Linked DNA regions of Mus musculus: regions 2, 3, 4 and 5 are each linked to region 1. The links are chromatin loops, found by intact Hi-C in ENCODE. Cell type or tissue: heart. All regions are shown on one strand. Links, peaks and the distances in the headings refer to the core of each region. The heading gives the core; the rest is flanking DNA. Region 1 has its middle 13 kb from the start of Myl4. Region 2 overlaps Itgb3 (integrin beta 3). Region 3 overlaps Gm11639. Region 4 overlaps Itgb3 (integrin beta 3). Region 5 overlaps Efcab13.

Evidence for each region. Hi-C counts contacts between places; a loop is a spot of excess contacts. Peaks named below come from ENCODE experiments on the same cell type or tissue, not always from the same donor. Only the 100,000 strongest peaks of a DNase experiment are listed, where the experiment ranks them.
Region 2: it touches region 1 in a loop (3.0-fold over the local background); 6 of 42 quality-filtered maps call a loop at or near these places.
Region 3: it touches region 1 in a loop (3-fold over the local background); 5 of 42 quality-filtered maps call a loop at or near these places.
Region 4: it touches region 1 in a loop (2.7-fold over the local background); 8 of 42 quality-filtered maps call a loop at or near these places.
Region 5: it touches region 1 in a loop (10-fold over the local background); 15 of 42 quality-filtered maps call a loop at or near these places.

What each region holds. Positions count from the first base shown.
Region 1 is chr11:104,587,605-104,593,748 of GRCm38, reverse strand. No RefSeq gene overlaps it. Among named protein-coding and RNA genes, the nearest start is that of Myl4, 13 kb to the right of the region's middle. In heart, for the core only: no CTCF peak of the experiment used is centred there; a DNase peak (open chromatin) is centred at 3,438.
Region 2 is chr11:104,645,737-104,651,880 of GRCm38, reverse strand. The region is part of intron 10 of Itgb3 (integrin beta 3); the gene reads right to left. Among named protein-coding and RNA genes, the nearest start is that of Itgb3, 41 kb to the right of the region's middle. In heart, for the core only: a CTCF peak has its summit at 3,156 (motif pointing left); no DNase peak of the experiment used is centred there.
Region 3 is chr11:104,977,805-104,983,948 of GRCm38, reverse strand. It overlaps Gm11639, which reads right to left. Exons shown (of 108, transcript XM_017314877.1): 93 at 5,485-5,535; 94 at 4,511-4,615; 95 at 1,037-1,090. Among named protein-coding and RNA genes, the nearest start is that of Gm25362, 100 kb to the left of the region's middle. In heart, for the core only: a CTCF peak has its summit at 3,394 (motif pointing right); no DNase peak of the experiment used is centred there; H3K4me3 peaks cover 781 bases.
Region 4 is chr11:104,658,008-104,664,151 of GRCm38, reverse strand. Itgb3 (integrin beta 3) reads right to left here. Exons shown (of 15, transcript NM_016780.2): 11 at 5,207-5,429; 12 at 4,016-4,116; 13 at 1,704-1,823. Among named protein-coding and RNA genes, the nearest start is that of Efcab13, 30 kb to the left of the region's middle. In heart, for the core only: a CTCF peak has its summit at 3,351 (motif pointing right); no DNase peak of the experiment used is centred there; H3K27ac peaks cover 1,736 bases.
Region 5 is chr11:104,765,503-104,771,646 of GRCm38, reverse strand. It overlaps Efcab13, which reads right to left. Exons shown (of 31, transcript XM_030246468.1): 26 at 6,099-6,144; 27 at 1,994-2,062; 28 at 547-690. Among named protein-coding and RNA genes, the nearest start is that of Gm11639, 13 kb to the left of the region's middle. In heart, for the core only: a CTCF peak has its summit at 3,399 (motif pointing left); no DNase peak of the experiment used is centred there.

The DNA.
Region 1 (6,144 bases), core at 400-5,399:
CTCCTGTGATGCCCCAGGCATGAGAAGGTGAAATCAGACCAAACCAGCCAGACTCAGCAGCTAGCTCACCGTGTTCTCTGACATCAAAGTCTCCCATGGAAAACAGACACTCTAGCTCTCTGTCCCTACATCAGCTCAGTTACACCGTGATGCTTCTGTCGCCAACAAGTCATAGCATATCTGATGTCGGCAAATACAAAATGACTAATATTCTTTGCAACTAGAGGCTGGAGAGATGGCTCAGACGTTAAAAGTACGTACAGCTGAGAACCAGAGTTCTATTCCCAGCACCCTAGTTGGATAGCTCACAACCAACTACAACTCTGCAGACACCTCCACTCACATGCACAAACCTACACAGACACACTCACGCACATAAGTAAAGAATAAATCTTTGGCCAGGTGGTGGTGGCACAGGCCTTGAATCCCAGTACTCCAGAGGCAGAGGCAGGTGGATCACTGAGTTTGAAACCAGCCTGGTCTACAGAGTGAGTTCCAGGACAGCCAGGGCTACACAGAGAAACTGTGTCTTGAAAAAAAACCCAAATACATACATACATACATTCATACATTCATACATACATACATACATACATCTTTGAAAGTACTCTTTTACATATGACCAATGTTCGTGAGATGGAAATTATTCTTATTTGACAATGGACTCCATCCTAAAGAAAAGCTAAACTAGGAGGGGAAGGAGCCTGTAAGTGCTGAGCGCCAAAGACAGGGAGGGAACACGACCGTGGTCCTCGGAAGATGGAAGCCCAGTGCAAAGCATCAGGCTCTGAGAAAAGGACATTGGAAATGTGACTCCAGTAGTAGGGGAGTCTGCATCCAGGTGAGGGGCACGTGCCCTACACAGATCCAGAAAGTTCTGGAAGGAGCACCGGGGGAGCACGGGGCATGGCAACAAACAGGTGTAACCCTAAGGGTCAGGAAGCAGAGCAGGAGCAGGCCGGCTCTGTGATGAGACAACCCCTGAGCTGAGGCAGAGGAGTTCCGGGAGGACGTTCCCATTGCCAAAAGAGGGACCACAGGAGAAAAAGCAGCAACTGCCTCCCTAAACCAAAGTAAGCCCCCAAGGAAGGGCAAGGGTCAGGGGTCAGGGGTCAGGGACCAGGGGATGGAAATAAAACACACGTTCTGGGAAAAATGAGAAGAACTGTTGTCAAGTTCATGGTGGCCTGGGAGGAAGACTGGCCTGGCCAGATGCAATGTCAAAACATCCAGTGAGAAGATAAACAGAATCCCACAAAGGCTCCAAACAGCACTTCTTGACCTTGTATGGATCTCTGACCCCTCCCCCCGCCCCCCCGGAAAATATGATAGCAAAGCACAAAGCCTGTTCTTGGAAAAAGGAGTACACAGAGGCCTGCGAGAGTCTTTTATGGTTAAGAATTCCTGTTTCTGCGCACAAGGAATGAGTGGTACTCGGCAGGGAAATTCTAGCTATGTAGTTTGCAAACAATTAAATAAGGAAACAGGTGAGACTGACGGGGCTGAAGGAAGAGTTCCACAGCATTTTCTCATACGTCAGGACGGGGAAAGCTAAGTGCTCTCCTTACAGACCTCAAGTTATGACAAGGAGCTGGCAAAGAAAACCTTAGAACACCTGAGTTCAAAGTGGGATTGAAACACAATCTTAAAGTCTGGGGGTTAGCTCGGGTAGTAAAGAGCCTGCCACACAAGGGTAAGGATCTGAATTCGGATCCTCAGACCCCACATAAAAATTGGCATAGGCTGGTCAATGCCTGTAACCACAGGACTGGGGTGGGGGAAGAGGAGCAGATACAGAAACAAGTAGATTCCTGAAGCTCGTTGGGCAGCCAGCCTTGTCAAATAAATGAGCTTCCAGTTCCCTGAGAGACCCTGTCTCCAAATAAATAGAGGGAGAGGGAGGCGTGGGGGTGGGGGTGGGGCACAACTGGCATCTACCTGTGGTCTCTGTATCCATGTGCACACACATGTGCGCCTGCGCACACACACACACCAGACACACACAGACCTACAGAAAAAACTACAAACACCACATTCATCAACCAATAAATATAGAAAGATAGACGGACAGATTCAATGTTAAAAAGTGGCAAACAGCCAGGCGTGGTGGTACACACTTTTAATCCCAGCACTCGGGAGGCAGAGGCAGGCGGATTTCTGAGTTTGAGGTCAGCCTGGTCTGCAAAGTGAGTTCCAGGACAGCCAGGGCTATACAGAGAAACCCTGTCTTGAAAAAAAAAAAAAAAGAAAAGAAAAGAAAAGAAATCTACTCATGTGCATTATTTCGAGTGAGTTCTCTCTCACCACTTCAGGTTCAAAGCCCATATACACAAGATTCTTTCTATCCAACATAAGGCTGTGGAGCTGAGTTCAGATCCCAGCATCCATATACAAAAGCACCTCCAGCAGCTACCTCTGTGTCCTAGTGAGGAGTAGTGTGGCTGTGATGAAGCACTATGACCAACCGTAAGCTGGGAAGGAAAGTGTCTATGTGGCTCACACTTCCACGTCCTAGTCCATCACCGAAGGAAGTGAGGAACTCAGAGAGGGCAGGGACCTGGAGGCAGGAGCTGATGCAGAAACCATGGAGGGATGCTGCTTACTGGCTTGTTTGTGCATCCTTGCTTGTTCAGCTGCTTTCTTATAGAACCCAGGACCCAGCCCAGAACAGCACCACCCACAATGGGCTGGGCCCATCAATCTCTAATTAAGGAAATGTCCTATAGGCTTGCTCAGTCTTATGGAGACATTTTCTCAGTTGAGGCTCCCTTCTCTCTGATGATGCCAGCGTGTATCAAGTTGACGTAAAACTAGCCAGCATCGTCTGTAATCCCTCTATAGAGGGAGAGAGAAGTGGGTCCCTAGAGCTCACTCTCCAGCTGGTTGTACCAAATCAGTGAACTCCAGGTTCAGTGAGACATCTAGTCTCAATGAATGAATGAATGAATGAATGAAGTAGAAGGCAAGCAAGAAAGCTCATCAGTGAAGAGTGTCCTCTGCTCTTCCACAGGACCTGAGTTCAGTTTCCTGCATCCATATCAGACAGCTCACAACTAAACACAGACACACACACCATACACACAATTAATTAACTAAGCATAAGAAAAAAGTTTTAAACATGACGCAGTCTGCCTTTTTACCTTACAAGCTATGGAACCAAGACAAAGTGGGAACATGATTTAGGAGCCAAACTGGGTCATGCCAGGAATTCATATTTCCACAACAATGTCCTCTCTGTGACCTGCATTGCCAAACGTTGTGATGAAGCTTGCAGGCTAACTAACGGCTGTGCTTCCTTTTAAAATAAACAAGCTCTGCGTTTGTCTAAAGGCTCAAAGATAAGCTAAGTGACTCCTGGAGTTTCTTCCAGCCCAGGCTAAGCACCTCAGACACACACTCGGGCTTCCTGCTGGAAGCACACTGTTGCAATTCCGCCATCTACTGGTAAGAACTGAACATGGCACCCTAGCCATCACCAACATACATTACCTTAAATGACCCAGTAACCAGGGTTTTTGCAGGACGCCAAGCACATGGTGGCACTGTGCTGCTAAACACTGCCTTCGGGTGATTACACGACCCTAGAAATCTAAAAGGTCTCTAGCTCTGACATCTTCAGCTGTCTCAACCCAGTGGCTCTGTTACGGAGAACAAGCTGAGAGTTCTGTTTAAGGGGTGTGTTCATCTATAACAGTGGGGAAAGCATCAGGGAAGGGGCAAGTCTGAGTCGTATCTCAAAGGGTTAGAATAATTTTAATGTTGCTGCCCTACTGATCAGTCAGGCAAGATGCACCCCCACCACAATGGTAGCAAATCGGAGACTGGCTCCACAAGAACAAAAATCACATCTGATACTGTAAAACTGGCCAAAACTGGCTGGGAGATCAGAGCCCTTAGTGAGGAAGGGGCAGCTCTTGTTGTGCTAAGTGGATGTGATATGCTTCTCCTGGCTTTCTCTGCTATTACACAAGCCAGTATTCTGTGCCTAGGGAATGGTACCACTCTCAGTGGCTGGGTCATCACACCTCAATTAATATAATCAAGATAATCCCTCATACACAGACAAGCCCACAGGCCAACCTAATTACATAATTCCCCATTGAGACTACCTTCTCCTGTGATTCTAGATTGTGTCAAGTTGACAATTACCACCAACTCAAAAATATTTGGGCATTTTTGTTGTTGATGATAATGGTGGTGGTGGTGATGATGATGATGGGAACTGAGCCATAGATGGTAGACAAGAGCTGACCAATGAGCTATGTTCCCAGCCATTACTATCACTATTATATCTGAATGTTCTTGAATGGGGACTATAGTTCCCACCTCCTGGGCTGCTGGAAATGGCTGTTATCTTCTCAGCACAGGGACAGTCACACAGTAAGAGTTCAGGACATTGATTGTGGGTTGTTTTGTTTGTTTGTTTGTTTGTTTGTTTATCGCTCTGAAATTTGCATTTGTCCTCAAAGGTGCCAATTTCATGGTCACATCATCTCTAATGACCACTTTCCTCAAATCCTTCCCACAGGTAGCAGAGACTGTGGGCCGGATCAGGAACTCGGTACTGAGTTGGGGAAGAAGGCAGGGGCGTCCTTGGGAGGGGGAATTCTCCAAGCCAGGTTCTGTTCACAGCCTCCGAGTCATTCCCTCTGATAAGGGGACTTTCCAGAAAGCTGCACTTCCGACCTGGAGCAGACTGCTCCATGGAACCCTGAACGGAGGTGGCTGAGACGGGCCTTTAGGGTCTTCCTCACAGCAACTGCCCTGTGTCCCATCACTTCCCATCAACCCATAGCAGGGCCAGAGCCTTCCTTAAGTCATCCCCATTGAGGTAAAAGGACAGGAATCTCTTCCATCTTCATGACGGTCCCCAACACAACAAAGGAAACATACTGACCATGGCAGTTCCCACAGAGTAGGAAAAGCTCCAGAGCCTTTTCATCAGTGGACAAGATGGCCAAGAAGCACCAAGCACCTCAGCTCATCAGAACAGCTCCCACATGGGGAGACAGTATACAAGGGACTTCAGTGCCTGAGGGTGTGTGCAGGATAGCAATGACACCAGCCCTGGACCTCAGTGGAAGGAGACCAGTGAATGCACTTCCGTTTTTGTTTGAGTGTGGTTTGGCTGGTGGGTTGGCTATTGTTTTGCTGTTGTTGTTTTGTTAGAGGTTTTATAGATGTATCTAATTTTTCCCCTTTGATTTTGTTTATGAAACAAGATCTTTCTATGTAGCCCTGGCTATTCTGGAACTCACTACGTAGTGAGTCTGGTCTGTTTTTCAGGTACCAGGGGCACCATGCTCAGAGGAAGCACCTCATGTGCCCACATCAAGAAACCAGGACCAAAAGCAAAAAATAAAAAATAAAAATAAAAACCATGCTCCCATGCTCTATTGGGACAACACGGTGGCGTGTTCCTCAGCTATAAAAGGTTGGCAATTTAGACACAAACTACAACATGGATGACACGGGATGGATAGGACAATCGCTGCATGAGCTCATTTATCTAGAGTAGTCAAAGTCACATACACAAAACACAGAGTGCTGATTGACTGGGGTGTGGGTGGCACCAATAAGTACTTCCCGGGAAAGGACCCAGAGCCCATTGCATGCTGGGCAAGTGCTCTACCATTGAGAGACATCTCCACTTCATGTAAATAGTCTTTCTTTTCCCCCTTTTAAGATGGTGCGTGTGCGTGTACGTGTGCGTGTGCGTGTGTGTGTGTGTGTGTGTGTAACATGTGCATGAAGGTGTCCTCAGAGGCCAAGATGGCGTTGGACTCCCTGAAGCTAGAGATACAAGTGCATATGAACCCCTGGACATGGGTGCTGGGAGCCAAATTCAGGGTCCTCTGTAAGAGTAGCAAGCACTCTTGACCCATGAGTCATCTCTCCAGCTCTACAATGTGACTGTCCTTAACACTGTTGATTGTAAAATTGCTTATTGCGCTAAAGTCTGTATTCTAGGTGTTTTAAAGTGCTGGGGACCTAACATAGACTAAGCAAGTGTGGAGCTAACACGGAGCTAATTTTTTTTTTAAAGCAGGATCTCTTGTAGCCAAAGCTGGCCTCAAAATCACTATGTAGCTAAAGATGATCGGACCTGCCTTCACCTCTCCACCACTGGGATCACAGCTGTGT
Region 2 (6,144 bases), core at 375-5,374, 58 kb before region 1:
AAAGATCAGGAATTCAAGGCCCATACCTAAACATGATAAAAGCAATCTACAGCAAACCAGTAGCCAACATCAAAGTAAATGGAGAGAAGCTGGAAGCAATCCCACTAAAATCAGGGACTAGACAAGGCTGCCCACTTTCTCCCTACCTTTTCAACATAGTACTTGAAGTATTAGCCAGAGCAATTCGACAACAAAAGGAGATCAAGGGGATACAAATTGGAAAAGAGGAAGTCAAAATATCACTTTTTGCAGATGATATGATAGTATATATAAGTGACCCTAAAAATTCTACCAGAGAACTCCTAAACCTGATAAACAGCTTCGGTGAAGTAGCTGGATATAAAATAAACTCAAACAAGTCAATGGCCTTTCTCTATACAAAGAATAAACAGGCTGAGAAAGAAATTAGGGAAACAACACCCTTCTCAGTAGCCACAAATAATATAAAATATCTTGGCGTGACTCTAACTAAGGAGGTGAAAGATCTGTATGATAAAAACTTCAAATCTCTGAAGAAAGAAATTAAAGAAGATCTCAGAAGATGGAAAGATCTCCCATGCTCATGGATTGGCAGGATCAACATTGTAAAAATGGCTATCTTGCCAAAAGCAATCTACAGATTCAATGCAATCCCCATCAAAATTCCAACTCAATTCTTCAACGAATTGGAAGGAGCAATTTGCAAATTTGTCTGGAATAACAAAAAACCTAGGATAGCAAAAAGTCTTCTCAAGGATAAAAGAACTTCTGGCGGAATCACCATGCCAGACCTAAAGCTTTACTACAGAGCAATTGTGATAAAAACTGCATGGTACTGGTATAGAGACAGACAAGTAGACCAATGGAATAGAATTGAAGATCCAGAAATGAACCCACACACCTATGGTCACTTGATCTTCGACAAGGGAGCTAAAACCATCCAGTGGAAGAAAGACAGCATTTTCAACAATTGGTGCTGGCACAACTGGTTGTTATCGTGTAGAAGAATGCGAATCGATCCATACTTATCTCCTTGTACTAAGGTCAAATCTAAGTGGATCAAGGAACTTCACATAAAACCAGAGACACTGAAACTTATAGAGGAGAAAGTGGGGAAAAGCCTTGAAGATATGGGCACAGGGGAAAAATTCCTGAACAGAACAGCAATGGCTTGTGCTGTAAGATCGAGAATCGACAAATGGGACCTAATGAAACTCCAAAGTTTCTGCAAGGCAAAAGACACCGTCAATAAGACAAAAAGACCACCAACAGATTGGGAAAGGATCTTTACCTATCCTAAATCAGATAGGGGACTAATATCCAACATATATAAAGAACTCAAGAAGGTGGACTTCAGAAAATCAAATAACCCCATTAAAAAATGGGGCTCAGAACTGAACAAAGAATTCTCACCTGAGGAATACCGAATGGCAGAGAAGCACTTGAAAAAATGTTCAACATCCTTAATCATCAGGGAAATGCAAATCAAAACAACCCTGAGATTCCACCTCACACCAGTCAGAATGGCTAAGATCAAAAATTCAGGTGACAGCAGATGCTGGCGAGGATGTGGAGAAAGAGGAACACTCCTCCATTGTTGGTGGGAGTGCAGGCTTGTACAACCACTCTGGAAATCAGTCTGGCGGTTCCTCAGAAAACTGGACATAGTACTACCGGAGGATCCAGCAATACCTCTCCTGGGCATATATCCAGAAGATGCCCCAACAGGTAAGAAGGACACATGCTCCACTATGTTCATAGCAGCCTTATTTATAATAGCCAGAAGCTGGAAAGAACCTAGATGCCCCTCAACAGAGGAATGGATACAGAAAATGTGGTACATCTACACAATGGAGTACTACTCAGCTATTAAAAAGAATGAATTTATGAAATTCCTAGCCAAATGGATGGACCTGGAGGGCATCATCCTGAGTGAGGTAACACATTCACAAAGAAACTCACACAATATGTATTCACTGATATGTGGATATTAGCCCCAAACCTAGGATACCCAAGATATAAGATATAATTTGCTAAACACATGAAACTCAAGGAGAATGAAGACTGAAGTGTGGACACTATGCCCCTCCTTAGATTTGGGAACAAAACACCCATGGAAGGAGTTACAGAGACGGAGTTTGGAGCTGAGATGAAAGGATGGACCATGTAGAGACTGCCATAGCCAGGGATCCACCCCATAATCAGCATCCAAACGCTGACACCATTGCATACACTAGCAAGATTTTATTGAAAGGACGCAGATGTAGCTGTCTCTTGTGAGACTATGCCGGGGCCCAGCAAACACAGAAGTGGATGCTCACAGTCAGCTAATGGATGGATCATAGGGCTCCCAATGGAGGAGCTAGAGAAAGTAGCCAAGGAGCTAAAGGGATCTGCAACCCTATAGGTGGAACAACATTATGAGCTAACCAGTACCCCGGAGCTCTTGACTCTAGCTGCATATATATCAAAAGATGGCCTAGTCGGCCATCACTGGAAAGAGAGGCCCATTGGACTTGCAAACTTTATATGCCCCAGTACAGGGGAATACCAGGGCCAAAAAGGGGGAGTGGGTGGGCAGGGGAGTGGGGGTGGGTGGATATGGGGGACTTTTGGTATAGCATTGGAAATGTAAATGAGTTAAATACCTAATAAAAAATGGAAAAAAAAAACAAAATATGACTGTTAATTGGAAGAAAGATAAGGAGCAGATAGTGGTCTGAAAATCACATCAGTCACTCCAAGAAGGGGAGGGAGGGTGGTACACGGCCATACTCTGATGGTAACAAGATCACACCCGCTGCTCTCGATAAACCCACTGTCTTTTTGGGCACTATGGGCCCCTACACTTGTAGTCCTGCACTGCCCTCTCATAGATACATCATCGTTCAAGACTCAAACACGTAAATACAACTCAGCTACAGTACTCCCTTAGAAAGAAATACATGTTTCTTAGAACAGACTGGTTGTAGGGGGGCCCACAGTATATGCTAAAGAGACAGAGGAAGGAAGATCACAAGGCCAGCCTAGGCTATACATTAGGGCTGAAGAGATGACTCAGCAGTTAACAGCACTGATTGCTCTTCTAGAAGGCTAGAGTTGGAGTCCCTCACCCTACAGGGTGGCTAGCAACTGTCTGTAACTCCATTCCTAGGGAAATGCAGTGCCCTCTTCTGGCCGCCACAGGTACTGCATGCACATGATGTAAAGACACGCAGGCACACAGAACACCTGTATACATAAAGGGGGCTGGAGAGATGGCTCAGTGGTTAAGAACACTGGCTGCTCTTCTGAAGACCCGGGTTCAATCCCCAGCAGCTCACAATTGTCTGTAGCTCCAGCTCCAAGTGATTCAATCCTCTCACACAGATATACATGCAGGCAAACACCAATGAGCATAAAACTAAAAATAAAGAAATCATTTTAGCAACATAAAAAATAGCCAGGTGGTGGTGGCACATGCCTTTTAATCCCAGCACTCAGGAGACAGAGGCATGTGAATTTCTGTGGCCAACATGATCTATAGATCTAGTTCCAGGACAGCCAAGACTATACAAAGAAACCCTGTCTTGAAAGACATTAATTAATTAGAAATCTGTTTTGTTTTGTTTAAGGAAGAAAAAAAAAAAAAAAAGGTGAGACCAGAAGCAAGCCGCCCACAGAAATAAAGTTGGGGCTGGCAGAAAAGCTGGGAACCAGAAATACTTTTAAGTCTTGAGACTGGGCTCTCTAAAGGATATAAAAGCCATTGAGGCTTAAGAAATAGATCCATCAGTAAAGGGCTTGCCATGGTCAAGAAAATCTGAGTTCTATCCCCAGAACCCATTTGGAAAAAAAAAAAAAAAAAAGCCGGGTATGCTGGCTTGTATTTGTAAATCCAACACCAGGAAGGCAAAGACAGGCAGATGCCTGGGGCTTGCTCACAAACTAGGTCCTAGCAAGAGACCCTGAGACAATAAGCAAGGTAGACACTTCCTGAGGAATGGCAGAATAATCCTCTGATGTCCACACATGGATGCTAATACATACACACACACACACACAGACACACACACACAGAGACACACACAGACACACACACACACAGAGACACACACACACACAGCAGGTATGTGGTCTAGGATAGAAACTCCTTCCAGCCTGAGCCCATGGTGAGTTTGGAAGCATGGGTGGCACCACAGAGCAGGGCCCACTCTGAGGAAGCGGAACTGCCCTTGCACAACCTTCCTCCACTGGTCAACTTCTGAACGCAAGGCGGATCCTGTCAGCTCCAAAGAAAGAGCAGCTGTGAGCTCTAATCAGACAACCCTCCCGAGCAGCAGCTGGGCCTGGGGATGCCAGAGGGTAGGTGCTCCACCTTGTCCACTACGCTTGCTTTTAGCCAGGTTCCTGGATGGAGAAAGGAGGATGCCACAGAGGCCTGGCAGGACGCAGAAGAAGCCACAGCCCTCCGCAGAACCTGAATCCCACAGTGTTTCCTTTGTGAGGCAAAACAAAGTGATCTTTGACAAGAGGATCTGCTGGGCCAGCCAGAGAGTGGAAATGGAAGAGGGTAGCCGGAGCCAGTAGGCTGACCCCAGGCCCTGGCAGAGTCAGCCCTTAAAAGGAAACCACAGTCTAGTAATGTCACAGTGTTGGTACCTCTCCAGCCAAAGGGTGGGTGGGGGAGGCCTAGGCTGGGTTCATAGGAAAGCCAGAGGAGGGAGCAAAAAAATGAAAGAGTGGGAGAAGAGGAAGAGGGGTTTCAGTCAGAGGGAACATGGTTACTCTCCCTGAAAAGCCAGACTTCCAGACTGACTTACAATTCCACTCCTTTCCTGTGAGAACCAGCCTTCCTTGGAGATCCATCAGACATTACCTCCATGAGACTGCCCACGAGTCCCCCACCCATGATTCACTCTCTCTAGGGACTCTGCGGACAACTCACTTCTGGGTTCTAGCAGGTTGTGACTCCTGATGAGACAGACACTTTGGTATATTAATAAACAGTAAAATTGTCTGTTGATACCTGTTCCTCCCATGTGGCTACAGCATAAGGCCCAGCCCACAGAGGAAGCCCATCTGTGTGCAGCAGGCGGGAAAGAGCCTGGGAGGAAGCATGCTGTCTGAGGTAGAGGGGAGACAGGTAAGAGCTACAAGCAACCTCAAAGACCAAGCCTGAAGCGCAGGGGAGGGGGGGAGGGATGCGGGGGGGGGGGTGACCAGGCAGCCACCTGCATGCTTAGAGGCCACAGGCTAGGAAGGAGCCAAGTCACAGCTAACACTCCTGCCCCGTGATGACCCCAAGGCAGGCATCAAAGAACACTGATGTGCAGGACATTGGCTCTGAGAGGTCAGGAATCACATGTGCTGTGCACTCCATGAACATGTGTCCCTAAGGATGTGATAACAGTGTCACAAGGACAAGATGAGGCTCAATGGGCACCAGACACCCTGGTGAGGAGCAGTAAAATGGGTGTGGCATCCAAAGGAGTCCTCCCTCCCCGCAGGGGGAATGGAGTGGAGCACACAGGACCAGACATTTCGACACTTCAGGAGGTGGGAATTGCCAAGGCTCTGTGGAGTGGGTGGCTGGCTGGGACCCCTCCCCCAGACCACACCCTGAACCAATCATCCCAGAAGAGGTGAAGGGGCCCTGAGGCTCTCCTGTAGGCCTTGCCTAGGCCGACCTCATCCAGCACTCCCAGCTTGCTCCTTTGGGTGCGCCCTTGGTAGAACAGCATAACTGAAATACTGGTAAATATTAAAATGAGCTGAAACCCCTGCCTCTCACCCTAGTTCAAACTGCTATCATGCGCCAGTTTTCATCACTGGGGTCCTGATCTCTTGCCACTAATTTAGCTAATCTAATAATGATATAATAATTTAATAATATCAACTATTATTATTAATCATTTAATAATTTTATCACTAATTTAATAGTGATATCTCTTTCCCTCACTGAAGTGAACGATGTTACAGATCAGCAAAGGTATCACCTTTATGTTTATGGGGCATGTTTTAAATTTAAAGATTGTTTTTAAATGATGTGTATGGTGACGGCGTGTACGTTGAGTACAGGTGCCTTAGAGGTCAGAGGTGTTCGAGTCTCTAGGGCCAGAGTTACAGGTGTTTGTGAGGTACATCAACAAAAATAGTACACGCTCTTAACCACTGAGTAGTCTC
Region 3 (6,144 bases), core at 757-5,756, 390 kb before region 1:
AAAAGGGAAAAAAAGGTTGATAGATGGTAATTTTTGGATCCGAAATAATGAAAATGCTGGCCCACCTTCATCCTCACGGTCACCTTCTCACACATTCATAAGACAGGGAAACATATTTCCAGAACATGGCCTTCTGAGCCTCTTAGAAAAAAGGCATCCCAACCCAGAAGAAAATCACCATCTAGAATGGGCCACTAAGTCAGGCCTTCCTGGTCTTCCTCCATTGCTGCTAGATATGATTATGGCTAAAGCAGCTGGACTCACTTTAATTCTCTGAAATATCATCATCATCATCCCCATCATCATCCTCCTCATCATCACATTGATATTTATGTAGATTCTAAACAAGAGCCAATTAATCTAAAAGCTCCCAGGGCTTAGAGATGGGTGAGGCACCGAGGGAGAGTGACTGCAGGGAGGCAGAGGACAAGCCTTGTCAAAAGAGGGATAGGATGGAAGGGGGCGACAAGAAACCAGAACTGGTGAGGATGCTTGTGCCTGTGAGTCTAGCATGTGGGAGGCAGAGGCACAAAGATCTCAAGCCTGAAACCACCCTGCCACTATACAGTAAGTGCAAGCTCATCCTGCGCTACATAGCAAGATTCTGTCTCAAGACAACTGAGAAAGATAGAGGGAGGGAGGGAGGGAAGGAGGGAGGGAGGGAGGGGAGGAGGGAGGGAGGGGAGGAGGGAGGGAGGGGAGGAGGAGGGAGGGGATATAAATGCAATACTACTAGACCTCTTAGCTTGTAAATAGCTGATCCAAGGCCTCCACTAAAACACTAGTGAGAATAAGCATGCTTTTGTCAGAAACCACAAAAAAAAAATAATTCGTTTATTAAATATCACCACCTCTTTGTATGGCTGAACTCTAAATCAAAGCCAAAGGCATAAGGAAAGTTGGATGCAAAAAATTTTCATTATAAATATCTTAAGGATGAGCATTAATAAACTTATGATGGAATAGGGTTGGGGGTGGGTAATCCAAGCACAGCACAATGCATCGTTAAAGTAAAAATGTCTTAGCGATGCCCTACCTGTGAAGACTTTGGCTTCGTTTATCACCCTTTTTACTTCTGCTTTATGGTTTTCTGTAAGACACAAACAGTTCGGACAGGAATATCACTCTGACACTGTGAACGCGATGTTGACCTAAGGAGTCAGTTTGCTCAACTGCAAATTTGCTCAAGGAAACTTAGGTTTTTGCTGTGTCCTTCTTGAGGGTGAAGAGATAAAATGGAAGTCCAAATGGTAACAATGAACAAACACCTGCCTGAGATGGGACCGGCCTGACGAACATCGGAAGAAATCCTAAGTTCAGACTAAAATAACCATCTACAGCAAACAAAAACAGTTCGAACAGAATTCTTATTAAATAAGCTGGTATTCACAGAGAATTTTAAACTTTGAGTAAAACTGTTACAATTGCTATTTACCAATCAAGAATACAATCACATAAATGATCACACCCTAAGTCAGTGGCTCTCAATCTTCCTAATGCTACGATCCTTTTATACAGTTCCTCATGTTGTGGTGACCCCCCCCCCTTAAAATTATTTTCATTGCTATTTCATAACTGTAATTTTGTTATTGTTATGAATTGTAATATAAATATCTAAGATGCAGGATATCTGATATGCGACCCTTCCAAAGGGTCACAACCTACAGTTTGAGAACCACTGACCTAAATGTACTGTGCAACCTAATTTAGTTTTCTGGTGTTTACAAATAGGACAGTTGAGAAAATGTCTTTATTTTTAATACTCTTTATGCATTTATATCATGTATATTTACCATAGTTAGTTTTACAGGTTTTAGTTAAGAATATTGATTTTAAATTTATTTTTAAATGAAACCGAGTAAAGCAAAATTGTCTTTCACCTACAGAGAGAAAAGGGGCACAAAAATAAGTACTTTAAAAAGCACCCAGTATCCTTATTAATTAGAGAAATTTCAGTTAAAGGCCTTTTGGGATAGGATGACTAAATGTCCACACCCTGAGAGCAGGGGCTGGGAAACTTAGCTCAGTAGTAACATCTTCATCTAGCACAGATGCGAGCCTGGGTTTGTTCCCCAGTATCACTGCCCCCGCCCCGCCCTGCCCCCAAACTGATAACACCAAATGCCAGTAAGGAGGTGAAGATAAATGGAACTCTTCAGCATTGTTGAGACGGGAGTGTTTGGAAAACATCTGTCAACTTCTTATAAAACCGAAGACTGTGGCACAGTATTTCCACTCTTGAGACATTTAACCGAAGAAAAAGGAAGCTCACATCCACACTGTATAATGTCTGCGGCAGCTTCACACTTGATAGTAAAGTGTGTGACACCTCTCTCTCATGCCACATGCAACCTTTGAGATGGGGCCGATCCATTCCTCACCAAGAAGCTGCACTGACTAGAGTATGGTCTTGCTGCTCCTCTGATGATAACATTTAGTGAGAGCAGAACTATGCGACTTTGCAGTCACGTGGTCACGTCCCATAAAGGATGCAGTTTTTGCCTCCCTGTCTGTTAAACGGTGCTTTAACATGGCTCTCAGCACTCATGCTGTGGGGGCAAGCACAAACGAGCTGAAGCACGAAAAACCCATGGGGCGTCTGCTTGGAGTGAAACGGAGCCCGTCCCAATCCCGATCCAATGGCTAGCACGTGAGTCCTGCTCGTGACGGATGAACTTTCAATGATTCCAAAGCCAACTCCAGATGTTACAGGTCAGAAGAAGCCAAACCTAGCCAGTCACATCCCTACCTACTGAATTTCTAATTACAAAAACAGCAATGACAGTTGCTTTGTGCCACTTAGTTCTTGGAGTCATTGTCTTGCTGCAGACAGGCTTCCTAAAAGAACACATGCTATGTTATTTTACTACCCAATATCCTCCTCGTTAAGCAGAGCTAATGTGGGGGGAAAAAGGAGCACCAGTTGCTTTTGGGTTGGGGTGGAGGTGGTCTAGGATAGGGTCTGAGGAAGACTCATGCACAAGTGCTGAAGTTCTGTCTTGATAGATATTAAGATTGCAGGTGTGAGCATTTAGTCAAACTCAGCAACCACGTGGACTGTGTAGGTCTGTATTAGTAATCTTATTCAATGTAATAATAGCTCCAGTTGAAATGCAGAGATTGTCAGACTGAATGAAAAAAACTTGCAACTAAATGCTATTTATAAAATTTACCCTTTGAACACATGGAAAAAGAAAGATAAAGACAGGCTTGCAAGCAGGCTAGTAGCTAGTAATGTTGGTAACACCGGATAAAGTATTCTTAGAGATATATATTATGTATGTATGTATGAATGTATATATATATATATATATATATATATATATATATATATATATATATATATATATATATGTATGTACTTGAGTGCTCTGCTGCATGTACACCTGCATGCCAGAAGAGGGCATCAGATCCCTTTATAGATGGTCATAAGCCACCAAGTGGTTGCTGGGACTTGAACTCAGGACCTGTGGAAGAGCAGTTGGTGCTCTTAACCTCTAAGCCATCTCTCCAGTCCTATGGACAAAGTATTCTTTAAAGCAAGGCATATCACTAGAAGTTAAGGGAAAAAAAAAGCGCCCCAAACTTCTAATAAGTGGATTGATTGAAATGAATTATGAAATTCCCAGTTCACATGTAATTAAAGTCGCTCTGACAAATAAAAGGAAAGTACACATACAGTATGAAGCACAGGCGCCATGTGTCGGAGATCCACTGCATGCTACGGCGAAACCACTGCAGCTCACACCATAGAGTCTCAGTCTGTGCCAAGGTGTTCCTGACAGCTTTCATTGCTGCTGTGGTCACACCCTAGGTACAGAGCACCCACAGTGCACAGAACCAGGGCTGCTCCATGAGGCATGCTCAGAGTACCTCAGGCTTATGACGTGTGAGTTTGAGTTCCTACTTGGCCTTCAGAAATCTTTTACCACCACCACTTTTTTGCAACCCCCATTCTCATTTACATTCCCTCTATTAAGGTCATGACCCACAGTTAGGAAGCTATGCTTCAAATTGCCCACTACATCCATGTCAGGAGGCTGCTTACAGACTGGATTTACTTCAGTTAGACTAGAGAAGAAACACTGAGGCCATCCGCTCAGGAGCTGACCAAGGAGGGGATTGGAATTTGAATATCACCAATCTCTCAACCTTACATGAGAAAAGATTGAGGCCAGACGTCCTGGTGCACACCTTTAATCTCAGCACTGGGAGGCAGAGGCAGGTAGAGCTCTGTAAGTTCCAGGCTAGCCTGGTCTACACAGTGACTCTGTCTCAAAAACAAAATGAAAAAGAGTAAAAATGAGCTAGGTTGGAGGAAGTGTGTGGGGGGGTCTCAGGGGGCACTTAAAATTCTCTAAAATGTGCTTGAAGCTGGCTAGAGAGAGGGTGTGGTCTTCCTTTGGGCTCAAGTTTTCAGGATGCCTTTTTGATGCCAAGTAAGTACATATTAAAATAAGCTTTTATGATTAGCTTTTTCTGAGTGCTTGATAATAGTCAAAATTCTTACCATCAAGTTTCAGAGTTTTTTTGAGATCGTCAGACTCCCTTTGAGTGATAGTCACACCCATGTTCCCCAGAAGTGTGCTCAGTTTACTGGAATCTACTTTCCCATCTTGTGAAAAGAGAGAGACAAACAAAAGTTAGTGTCCCTCAAGTGGGGAGGAAACTTACAATTCCTGAGGATTATGGCCTGTTGTTTTTACTTTAAAAACCAGAGACTAGTGAAAACAATTATTGGCAGAATCTAACAGAGAGCCAGAGCTTGTCTATCCAATCGTTGTAAAGAGACCCACCTCAGAAAGCTGGTGGTGACAAAGTTATAGCAAAGTGACAATCTGCCCCTTGTTTCTAATTAATTTTGCTTTGCTTTTGTTGTATTTATAATTAACTTCTCTTATATTAAGGATGCTGGGATCTGAGCCCCATTTGGAAGCATCTGACTTAAAATTTTACTGACTTTTAAGTAAGTAAAAATATCAGCGGTCGTCAGATGGCATATGGATCTGTCTGAGACTGTGGTCATGGCGTGCGGGGCCCAATCTCCCAGGGGATGCTTGTGTGCCTCCACTTTCATCTTTCATGGAGCCTTCATCATATTTTTACTTTTTCACTTTTGGCGTGAATGTCAGATTAATAGCCTCTGCACTGACTGAGGTAATTCAAGGTATAGTAATTCTCCTATTTCTTACCGCTGTGAAACTTGGATTTTTATATTTCTTCCTCTGTTGAAGCCTGAAGAAACTGCGTGAGGGCACAGACATTTTTTCCAAGTTACACAGAAGGAATTTACTGGGTAAATATAGTTGGATGTATAACACATGTATAAAATATGTAGTATAATATATGTTATAAAATATAGTATGGATGTACGTGGTAATCTGAGTATCCGGTGGATCATTCCCGGTTTAATCACAAGGAAATGGCATAGATGACAAGCAGAGTGGTCCTGGAATCATCTGCTTGGCTCCGTGTCCCTCTTACCTTTAACGATCGTCATACCATCCATTAGCCTTTTCAGATAGACCTTTCCATCTGTAGGAAAAAGAACCTGTTCAGATCGCAGGAGGGCAATATTAGGCTTCAAAACCCAGTCATTTTAGACAGACTTTATTTGTAAAGTGTCCAAGGCATCTCTGATCTACCAATAATGAAACTATGTGGATTGTGTGGATGTAGCCTCCCCCAGCCTTGAAGCGGGCTGATTCAGACTTTGCTGCCAATGAATAGGAGATCACTTGGGGTGTAGCCTTCCAAATTAGATGGCTATATTGTTACGTCAACTACCGCTGCCCTCCTCCAAAACTCTGCTACCTGCTGAGAGACCCTTGAGACATTCCAGAGACACAACCTATCCTGCACGTTGCCTATAGGCTGGCTTCAGGCACCAAGAATGGACTGGCGGGGGTGGGGGTATGGGGTGGGGGTGGGGTGGGGTGGGGATGGGCCTTCCCCCTTATAAGCACAGTCTCTTAGTAAACTCGTGGGCCTTGATCAGAGAAAACTTGTCTTAGCTTAATTCTTTTCTCACCGTCTAGTCTCTCTCTTTTTCAGCCCTAGCCTGCCTTCCAGAAATACCTGGTTCATGTAGGCCGCGGGCCAGCTTACTACTATACATGTGGACTATTCTAACTTTATTGACAT
Region 4 (6,144 bases), core at 679-5,678, 70 kb before region 1:
CTGATTCTATTCTAAAGAGCTCAGCGTCCCATAAACCTCGGGTGTCTAACAAGTGACCTCACACTGGCAGCCTCCAGTGTCATGAGACCAGGTGTTTGCTTGTATGGGTGCTGCTGAGTCTGGAGAAGAAGTCACACCCACTTTCCACTCCATCTCCCACCTTCTCTAAACAGACACCCTAGGCTCACCACATACTACACAAAAACAACCGCTACCACAAACCACTCTGGCCATTTCCCAACCCACCAAATTACAACCTCTTGATAATGAAGGGGCTCCTGAGGGGAGCTTGTGAGGTTCCAGTGTCCAAATTACCAGGAGCAAAGGGCCCCAGTTCTTCTGGGAAAAACAACCGTGAATTCTTTGAAAGCTTGGGATAGGCCTGACCCTCAAACCTCAAAGTGAAATTTTCACATAGTGGTCTGGGCAACACAGGTGGAATTCTAGAGGAAAGCTGTCTGTCATCACCAGGAGTGGGAGGCAGGAGACCAGAGGCAGGTGCCTCTAGAGGTCCCTCTTAGCCAGTGGGTGACCCAAAGCCAGACAAGCCTGGGTAGCGTGGGCAGATGTAGTAAACAAAAGTATAGGAAGTCCAGATCGATCTGGCTTCCCATAAACAAGTTACTATTTTCGTGTGTGTATACTAAATATTGCACGGAACCCATGGTGTTATTTCTGGCAGCCTTAGCCAAGAATGAAGAGAGCCCATTCCATGTGGCTGAATCCATTTGGAAATGCTCTTTACTGCCCTGTGGTGACTCAGTCGTCCAAAGAAAACATCTGCAAGGCCATGAGGTGGTGAGGAGAAAGAGAATAATCTCTTCCTGCACCTCAGGACCCCAGCTGCCTGTGCTGCTCCCAGCTAGAGTCCCTGGAAATCCTGGGGACTGGTTAAAAGGAGAGGCAGAGCCAGGGGGTAGGAGATGTGCCCCCCCACCCCCGCCGACTGAGGGTCCGACTGTGGAAATACTGCACCTGCAGGAGGCCCCAGGTTCTACTTCCAGCACCACGAAGTCAAAGGGCACCTGTAGGTCGCTAGACCTGTGGATCCCATTTCCCAATGTGTGTTTTTTTTTTTTTAAATGGATGTACTGGCTGAGAATATGAAAAGTGACCATACCCCGACCCCGGGTTGTTTGGTCGTATCAGATGACTCTATACTCCCAGTCTCAAAATCCTAAGCCAAATGATTTGGGTTTGTGAGCCAACGGGATCACCAGCAGATTGTGTAGCAAAGAGGTGAGGTGAGGTGCAGAGCCAACAGCAAAGGGCTGAGAGCCCAGGCTAGGGCAGGGGTGAGTAGGAAGCTGTGCTCAGACCGTAACGTGTGTTCCTTCACAGGTACCCACAGGCTCCCCTCTGCCCTGCCCATGACCACTTTCCCTGGGCTCGCTCAGCAGAACGAGGACGACACCCATTTCTATTCGCTAGCCCACATATAAAGGTTGAGAGTCGTGCTAGATGTGAACCACCTGACCTTGGTCATGGAGACCAAGCTCGGGTCCTCTGTAAGAGCAGCAAGTGCTCTTAACCATGCGAGCCCTCTCCAGCCCCGGTGAGTCACCTTCCTGCTAGTACTTAATATAGAGCCCCCTTACCTCTTTGGCCTGTTTTGTTTGAAAGGGTTACAAGGAGAAATTTCTGCCTAGCAGGGTCGTCTCTCCCTCCCTAAGGGCAGGGCTGGGGCCTCGGGGCTCACGTACCAGGCTCTTCCACCACATAGAGGACTGCCCTCCCACTGGTGTCTTCGTAGTACTGGAATCTGACGACACAGTCATCCTCGTTCTTGTAGGTACAATTCACGGCGTTTTTGCCAGTATCCGCTGACAAAGGGAGAATATGGAGAATGAGAGACAAATCAAACCCCAGAAAGTTAAGAGTTTTCCCCAAACCCAGCCCATAGGACATCTGCAAAGTGTATGACGGGGAAACTGCCTGACTCTAGGCAAGACACAGAGGTTGGAGGTCGAGCTCGGCCATCAGCACTGACTGGCCCTCCGTGATGAAGTTTCTTTCCCCCCTGGCCCTTTCTGGTTCTTATTTCTTCCTCCGAGCAGGGCGTGCTATCAGAGCATTTGTACATTCTGATTCAAAGCCTGTCTCTGCCACCTATCAGCACTGGCACCTATCTACCCTGACCACCTTCATGTATGAAAGAAAGACGATGTCCCCACCGTACCTCGTTGCACGAGATTTAAACAGCATAAAATAGCAGTTGACACACTGCGGTCGGGCGTCCCCTCCCCTCTCTTTCCTTCGGCTGCTTCCCCAGTGCTTCCCAGATGGTTTGTGCAGCCCTTCCAGTCCTTTTGCTTCTCTTTCTGACTGTGTGTGCCTCTCTACCGCCATCTCCTGTCTCTGACTCCCATGATGCTTGTGGGTTTCAGCCCTCCTCAAACAGAGACCTACTGGTCACTGGGAGACACTGTGGGTTAGTTACTCTCCACTGCGTGTATCTCACCATATACCGATGGATGCAGACAGGTAAAACTGGCAAGGGCCGCATCAGGAAATGAATGAAAACCGTTGGGCAAGCAGATAAAGGGAAGAGAGGTCGGTAGACACCTACTCTCTGTTAGCAACTGTCGATTTCATGTCACTTAACTCTCCCCACTAGGCAGGGCCATAGTTTCTTTTTCATAGATGAAGAAAAGTAGACTCAGTGAGATCAAAGAAACCCTCCCCCCACCCTCACTCCTACCCCCACACCCCCACCCCCCACACACACCCACACACCCACACCTCCCCTGTATCCTTGCACCCTGCTGATCACAGCAGGCCTGGTCTCTCAAGATAAAAACACTTCTTCGAATTCAACCCCCAACCACCCACCTCACTGCAACTCACTTCTGCGATCAAAGGCCCAGAGATCTGATATCCCTATAACTCCTGTGCCTGAAATTGTCTTACTGTGGCCCTCACATGAAGAGGCATTTCCCCTCCTAACAGGTGATTGCTATCTGCGCAGAGATTAGCATCTCCTGGGCACCACCCTTTCCCTCTCAACTCAGACAACGTATCAGATATACCGAGAGCAGCAGCAAAGATTGTCTTTAAAAAACAGCACAGAGTACAGGCCAGAATGATGGTAAATAAGAAACTTGATTCCTCTGTTTATACTTTGGTCTTATTTCAGGAGGAAGAGGGGGTCCAAAAAGTCAAAAGAGCTATCAGAGAGCAGACATGGTCACGTTCATAAGCTGGAGGTTTCCATGCAAATCAACAAGCTATAAGCAAAGGCCTGGGCATTACTTAACACTGTTTTTAGATTCTGTTTTTTATTTTGAGTATTTTGTCTGCATATATATGTCTGTGCACCATGTGTGTGCAGTACCCATGCAGGCCAGAAGAGGGCACTGGATCCTCCAGAACTGGAGTTACAGATGGTTGCTAGCTACCATGTAGGTACTGGGAACAGAACCCGTGCCCTCTATAAGAGAAGTCCACGCTCTGAACCACGCAGCCATGTCTCCAGCCCCCTTAACACTTTCTTAAAATCATTTTTTTGAGAGCTGGTCTTGCTCTGTACCTGGGGCTGGCCTGGAATACTCACAGCTGTAGCCCAGGCTGGCTTCAAAGTAAAGACCCACCAGCTTCAGCCTCCTGAGTGACAGGGTCACAAGCGTGTGCCACCAGGCCCAGTGTCGCTTAACTCGCCTACTAAGCTAGGGACGGCAGCCACAGGTGTATGCCTAGTTTTCTCATCTATGAAACCTAAGACATTCCCTTCCTCTCCTTTAGCAGTAAACTAAGAATTATGTGACTTGCACGTCCTTGCACGTGCTGAGCCTGGGGCTCCAGTTAGCAGGAGGTGTGAGCTCCAGAACACATTTGCAAGGACGAAGGAGACTCCCAGGTAGCCAGCCTTCGCCAGGTGCCCACTACACATCAGGCCTGCACATCAGGTGGCAACTGCTCTTCCACCTTGGAAAAAGGAAGCTGGTGAGCTTTGAGGGAACTGTGTGTGGCCTGGGTTTATCCTGGGCACGTGAACCCTCAGACCCGCTGCACTTACTCAGCTCTTTCACCTGCTCGATGTCATCCCGGCAGTAGCGGCTGCAGGTGTTTTCTTCATGGAGCGTTCCCCGGTTGAACTTCTTACACTCCACACACTCCCTAGAGGAGAGAGGACACAGCAACTAAAGCCAGGCAGGGACAGCTCTACGTATGTATGTATGTATGCCATGTACCCAGAAGGCATCATGGATTTCAGGAATGAAGAGGCCCTCCTCGCCTCAGACAGGACCTGGCCAGCCAACCCTGGATCTGAGAACAGAACCTAACCTGGTCTTGAACTTTTGAAACCCCTGCCTCAGGCTCCTGACTGCTGGAACTATAGGATCAAAAAATAGACTTCATTAAACTTCTTCAGAGATGTTGATGATGGTGATAGTGATGGTGATGGTGATGGTGATGGTGATGGTGATGATGATGGTGATGGTGAAAGTGATAGCGAAGGTGATAGTGATGGTGATGATGATGGTGAAGGTGATAGGGATGGTGAAGATGATGGTGATGATGATGGTGAAGGCGATGATGAAGGTGTTGGTGATGGTGAAGGTGTTGGTGATGGTGATGGTGACTTCCCACCAATTCTCAGAGGTTTAAGGTCAGAGTTGGTCACGTGATTTGAGAGTCCACTGAAAAATTAAAATTCTGTCCAAACATACCTAAATTTCAAGACAGTGACCACAGAGCATTATCTCAGCATGAGGCTCTTTCTTCTAAGCCCTGGGCCCTACCGCAGCTCAGAGGGCACGACCTGTGTGAACCTGGCAACAGCAGAGCCATAGACTTGTGCTGACTGACGCTTCCTCAACGTCCGAACGGGGCAGCTCTGTACTAACATGCCCATTTCACTGAGGCCCACCAGAACCTCAAGCCCCCTGCACCTGAGGCCCACCAGAACCTCAGCCCCCTGCACCTCCCATAGAAATCAGAACACTGCAGCGGAAAGTTAGAATGTCCTATTTGATCCCCCTCCCCATGCAGAGGGCTTCGAGATGCCACTCTGGAAGAGGGCTGGCTCCAACTGGTTCTGCTTTGGTCCCTGCACAGCTGGTGCCACCTCCAACTTCCCCATGGGAAAAAGGAAAGCACCATTTGGCAAACAGTTCTCTAAGACAGATCCCCAGAGTTGGGAGTTCTCCGCCAGGGCCCCCTTCCTTCTCCCGGCCTCCCATGTCTCTGCACGCTGTTCACTCACTTCTTAAAGGAGCAGGCATCTGGGCAGGTGGGGCACTTCTCACAGGTGTCTCCATAGGAGCCTGGCTGGACGCACACACAGCTGCCGCACTCGCAGTTGCCCCGGCCGCTGCACAGCAGCCCATTGGTGGACATGCAGGTGTCAGTGCGTGTAGTACAGTTGCAGTAGTAGCCAGTCCAGTCCGAGTCACACACGCAGTCCCCACAGTTACATTGCCCATGGCCTACAAACAGAGCCAGGAGACAGCAGACCAGCGGTGAGGAGCCCACCCCATGACACAGGCTACTAACCTTCCCCGTTCTCCCAACCATACCTATGGGTTGGTTCTAATGTTATTTGTGTTAACTGGGCTCCCAAAATCACATGGAAATCCACATGTCTGCCTCCAGTTGGGTCTTATTGGTAAATAAAGTTGCTGGCAGCCAATGGCTGGGCAGGGAGACAGAGACAGGACCTTACATTTTCCGGGCAAGAGACCATGGGAAGAAGGAGGCTGGAGAATCGCCAAGAGAGGGAAGCAGGAAGATCGGGCTTGGGAGTTGGAGAAGCGAGAGCCAACAGTCACGTGAAGGAACCTGGAGTGCACCGCCTGAGTGAGCTGCCCAACTGGGTCCAGGCAGCCAAGTTAGAATGTAGATTTTTAGTAAGTAATAACTCGGGAATAGAGGGGAGAGTGTGTTAGTCGTGGGGAGATTTGGAAGTGCCCAGCCATTGCATTGAGCGGCTTCGGGCATATTCAAATAAGGCTTCGTGTGTGTGTGTGTGTGTGTGTGTGTGTGTGTGTGTGTATGGTGTGTTTCATTCTGAAATTCAAAACAACATTTAGGCGGGTGTAGAGGAGGCACTCGCACCCACCGGAGAGTTTAGAGTGTGTTAACAAATTACCGCACCACCACACTAACAGTGATCCTGCAGGTGAGCAGGGGACCTAGCGCATT
Region 5 (6,144 bases), core at 580-5,579, 180 kb before region 1:
TGAAATAAGATCATGCATCTGAATCATAAAGGCAGTGCTGAGAGGTAACTCAGTGGACAAAGCGTTTGCCTCACAAGCGAGGATCTCAGTTTGACTCCTCAGGAAAGCCAGGTGTGGTGGCACCCACGTGCGGCCTTAGCACCGAGGAGGTAGAGAGAGAAGGCTCCCTGGAGCTTGCTGGTCATGGGCCTAGCCTGCACAGCAAGCCCCAAGATTATGTCTCACAAAAACATTGTAGATGGCTCCTGAGAAATGACGATGAAAACTGATGTCTCAGGGGCCTCCTCACACATTCACTGGCAGATATATCCAAACGCATGTGGACCTGCACGCACGCACGCACACGCATACACACAGGTGCACACTGTAGACATCATCATCATCACTATCACCACCACCATCACCGTCATCAGTCAGCATCAGCATCAACAGCATCAGCATCAGCATCATTTTAGGGTGGGTTCTACAGCACGGGAAACATAATGTTAAAAAAGACACTGAATAGTTAGGAGGAAGAAACCGTACAATTAAGAAAGGAGAATTCACCGTCAACAGAGGCTTGTCTCAGGAGCTCCTGCATTGTGCTCTGGCTTATTGGCATCCCAGTACTCATGAGGTTGGAGACGAGCTCATCCACAGGCATCTTATTACCTCTGATATTATCAAAGGTCTGGACCCCTTTCAATAAACCTGAAAGTACGGGAATGAAAGAGAACGGTGGTTGACATTGAGACTAATTCCTTTTTAATCCTTGGAACCCACGGCCTACAGAAATTAAATAGGTGTATCTTTAAAAGAACTCTGGCCCAACGAGCAGCTGAGAGAGTCAGATGCAGATATTTACACCCAACCAATGGACGGAAGCCAGAGACCCCTGTGGTTGAATTGGGAAAAAACTGGAAGAAGCTGAGGAGGAGGGCAGCCCCATGGGAAGACTAGCAGTCTCAACTGACTTGGACCCCCAAGATCTCTCAGACACTAAACCACCAACCAGGCAGCATACGCCATCTGATATGAGCCCCCCCCCCCACACACACACATATACAGCAGAGAACTGCCGGATCTGAACTCAGTGGGAGAAGATGCATCTAATCTTCAAGAGACTTGGGGCCCCAGGGAATGGGGAGGTCTGGTGGAGTTGGGGATGGGGACATCCTCTTGGAGACAGGGGATGGGGGGAGGTATGGGATGGGAAGCAGTGGGTGGGGGGGGGCAGATGGGAAGGAGGATGAAGTCTTGACTGTAAAAAAAAATTAAAGAATTTTTTTAAAAACTTAAAGAAAAAAAAAGAATTCTGAGTCAAAAAGCTTTTGAAACACATCAGTGGGTTTTGTCTTTAAAGTCAATTAGACAATTAACAAAACCAAACTGCAGCCAGGTAAAAGTTCCTTTGGGGTATAATTTCTGAGGAAGCTCAGGCTTTGTTCATTCACTGCTAGCTCTCAAAGGCGTTTCTGCTGCACGCTCCAGGATAACACAAACAGTAAGGTTTGCCAACAACTGGGCACAAGTTCAGGATGGTCGAGAGGCGAGTACAGAAGGCAAGCCATTGAGGACAGGAAAAGTAATGTGGTCTAAAAAGGGAGAGTCCTTCTCGGAGTCCAGGAGCCTTCCTTCTTCGAGAGCATGCTGGCTGGCTTTCCTGCCCCAGACTATGCGCTCTTTTACAACATGTTTCTGAAGTGAGAGAATAACCACATGGAGATTTACAGAAACGAGAGGGGTGTGTGCTGCTGGAGCAATGGGGTTATCCCTACAATATAGCGTGCGTATACTGTAAAGTAATTTGCCTTTAGGAGTCATTACAGGTATGACATTCTAAATAATTATTCGAATAATTAGCTAAGGCATGGGAAGTCTGGATACAACATTTAAAATGAGGCAAAGGAAACTTTAGGAAAATACTCAAAGAAAAAAACAAATGGCGTTTGAAAGAAGTTTAAAATACAATGCGGTGATTCCAGAAACTTACTTTCATTTTTATTATACTCACTTTTGAACCGTGTCATTGCAGATACGCCAGTTAAATAATTAATTGTGTTTCTTAAGATCGCCTCTTTTTCTGCAAAGTTAAAGAGAGAGAGAGAGAGAGAGAGAGAGTAGGGTTTAAATGGATCAAACTTACTACCACAAGGGCTAAAGAGATGGTTCCGCAGCTCAAAGCATCTGCTGCCTTCAAGAGGTGCTGGGGTTCACTTCCCAGCACCCACAAGGCAGCTTATGACCATCTGTAACTCCAGTGCCAGGGACTCTGACATCTCTTCCGGCCCCTGCAGGTATCAGCCACGCATGTGATACACCTACATGCATGAAGGCAAATCTTCACACACATAAAATAAAACTAAATCTTTTTTTTAAGACAGTAGTGAGGCAACAATTATGTTAATATAGTAACATATTTCTGTGATCACAACACATTGGTTTGACTGGGGGGATACAAGGGCACCTCCCACACTCACACAACACACAGACACAACACACAGGGATCAAAGTTTCATAACGTAGCACTTACCACTCCCGCCTGTGATACACTCCGAAGCCCTCTGCTACCGTTCTAAGTATTCCCATTTGCTTTTTAATGATATTCAGGACCTAGTACATTCACTACACAACTCATTACGTGACCCATGTGTTAAAACAGTCACAAGTTGTATAGGATAAATGTGTGTGTGTGTGTGTGTGTGTGTGTGTGCGCAGCAATGATTATTAAAGTATATATAAGTAAGACTAAAGGACAGCATGCAGGGTCACGTTCAGCAAAGAGATCATTTTTTAAATATCTGTTGATGAAAAGGACAATTTCATTTTTTTTTCTTACCAGCAAATACTTCCTGTTCAATGTGGGGAAAAAATATCAAACAGAACAACAACAAAAAAAAAAAAAAAAAAAAACTATGCACAAAATCAAATGGATAAGAAGGCAATGTTTGTAACTTGGTAATATAGTGAATATGTTAAGATGACTAGATCCTAGAATTGATCAGAAAGAAGGACACATCGGCTGAATGAGGTCATGAGACTTTCAGTTGGGAGATGTCCCACCCATAAGGACACCCCACCCGTAAGGACACAGCATCCTCATCTCCAAAAACAAAAAGATGCTGAGAGAAATAAAAGGGTTCCGAGGGATTGGAGGTTTGAGGTCTCCTCTCCCTTCCATGCCTCCCTAGCATGGGAGTTCCAACCATGAACTCATGAGGTCAGTCCTCAGATTAGATTCAATTTCATTAAATTAAACCAACGTAAATGAAATGCTGGGACCGAAGCAGTTAGACACCTGGATTAATCCTCTGAAGGTACTAAAAAGAAGAGAGTTTTTCTACATCTTAAACCATCAATTTGCATCCCAGTACTGAATGTCTAGCCCGCTCCTACCTGGCTCCCCCTGCTGGCTCTAACGCAGAAGCACAGCAGCGGCATTTCACCCAGAGTATTTGAAAGACTAAACACTTTAGTGGAAAACTTTAAACTTTCAAATTCTCACTGTCTAGATTCCTCCAAATCTGGGAAATGTCCCTTCTTCAACTTATGAAAACTTCCTAACATTTCAACACCCAGGAAAAAAATATCAAGAACTGAGATACGTTCCTTCTTTGAAAGTGGTGAGTTTGACTTCTCTATTAGCATACAATTAAGGTTTCTCTTTGGGTTTGGTGCAGTTTCTGGAACGTTTTCCTATGTATTTCTTATTCTGCATAAAAGTCTTTGAACTTCAATAATTAACAGCTGAAGGTCTCTCTGTGGATTGAAAAGTTATCAGCCACACCCTTTTGAATATTTTCAATACAGCCACCTGTATGCATGAATGTTAGACACCTGTTTCCTATGCCTTTAACCCTTTCCTATATTCCAAATCTTTACTGGATTCTCCCCATATAAACCCTCAGACCATTTTACAGTTCATGCTTACTTTGGCTTTGTTTAATGTACTGATATCACTAGCAGATGGTTAATTTTAGTATCTTTAGTTTCTAAAGATTTTGTTTATTTTTTAACAAATGTCTTCATTTTAAAATATTTCTGCTTCTTTTGCACTTCATCAACTTTATCTTTTATTCATTTAATAGTAGAATAAGCAAAATTAAAACAACAAAACTAAATTAAATACATGAGAAAATATAGAACAAAGGTATGTTGACATCAGACAAAACAAGGTTAAGACCTTATCAATATCCACTACAAAGAAATCAATTCACAGTGTGTGGTGCAGGGTGACAGCCACCTCACATGTCAACAGACTATGAAATGTCAGTTTAAGAGACTTGAACAAATACACAAAAAAATAATAAGGGGAAATCAGTTTCAACCCCCAAACAGTCAGGGAAAAAAAGATTTCTCAGCAGCCAGGGAATGTCAGCACAGATGCCGTGGTCATAGGCACCCTCTGCTGTCAGAAGACATCAGAGCACACATGTTTGCCCCTAGAAAGAGACAAAAATCTACCCATCTTTCCCAGTTTTCCACTTGCATTCTCCCAAGTTCTCTGATGCATGTATTTTAAATATAAGTCTATTGGTGGTGTGTATATATCTTCTGTGTAGTTTTCTTTCCATTTTGCATTATTACAGTGTTTTTTATTCAATGGCTGCACAGTTATCTTTTGAGCAGATAATTTGCATGATTGTTGAATACCCAGGTTTTCTCACCTTTTCATTGTTTTCACAGAAATCTTGATTCCCCAATTTCTTTATTCTTTTTACAAACGTTACTCTCAGATAAAATTTCCGAATTAATTGAGTTTTACAGGTCATTGTTTGTATTCAAATGTCTTACATGATAGGATAAAGATGATCTCAGCAAAGAGCCACACTTGTGTCTTTATCCTCTAAGAGTGTTTAATACCAATTGAAATTCAAGCACTTTAAAGTTAGTTAAATCATACATTAGAATATATAAGCAAGGGGCTGGAGAGATGGCTCAGTGGTTAAGAACACTGACTGCTCTTCCAGACGTCCTGAGTTCAATTCCCAGCAACCACATAGTGTCTCACAATCATCTGTAATGGGTTCTGATGCCTTCTTCTGGTGTGTCTGAAGACAGCTACAGTGTACTCATATAAATAAAATAAATCTTTTAAAAACATATATAAGCAAGATAAAAAATATATATGTATGATATATTTTATCATTCAAGATGATAATATATCATTCAAAATATGTTATATATTACATATAAATATATATCTTTCATATGTACATATGAAAGAAAAATATATCCTATGTTCTGGGGACAAAGCACAACTGGAAAAGTGTTTGCTTAGCTATGCAAAGCCCCAGATGTGATTCACAGGACTGCATGAACTAGGCATGCTGGTACATACTCATGTCAGCCATCAGTAGGTAGAGGCAGGTGGATCAGAAATTCAATCTCATCCCCAATTACACAACAAATTTGAGGCCAGCCTAGAATACAGGAATCCTCGTCTCAAAACAGCAAATCAAAACAAAACAGAGCAGATATCCCTAAGGTCCCATACTGAATAATCGTAACTCATGGGTTCAAATATCTTGTCAAAGCTTCTCAGTGGAGCAAGTATTAAAGGCAGATTCATTTGGTTACAAAGGAACTAAAGAATGGAGGGACGATGTTTCTGAGTACACCCCTCTCTGCCCCTGCCCTTAATATAAACTGCAAGCCGTCCACATCAATTATCCTTGCAAAGAAAACAAGACGATTGTAGTGACACCTTCTGGTGATTCTAGAAGTCACACACATCTCGTCCTTCAATAGCTTGTTAACCCTAAGAATTCTATGACTGTGACAACAGTGAAGGGGTTAATATCATATTCTGTATCAAAGGAATCGAAAGCCCGTGGAGCTCTGTGTCTCAGCTAGAATCCAGTGCTGAAGAAACAGGAACACCATATTTATATTTTAACTATTGTATCCCAATAAATGAGAATCAGTTTTTAAGACAATAATAACAAGACTACTTCTCTTAGTCTCATCCAAATAGAGACTATGGAAACATTCTCCACCTAGGCCAATAGGTGGGTGTCAGTTCCATAAAGAGCTCTCTAACACACAGCATCACCACCACTTTAAAAAGAGCCTGTGTGAGCTCTAAAGCAAGACCCAAGAAGTAGCTAAGTACTCACCATTCATTTCGGGGGACTGAGATACGTCAGACTGGCCTTCCTCCTC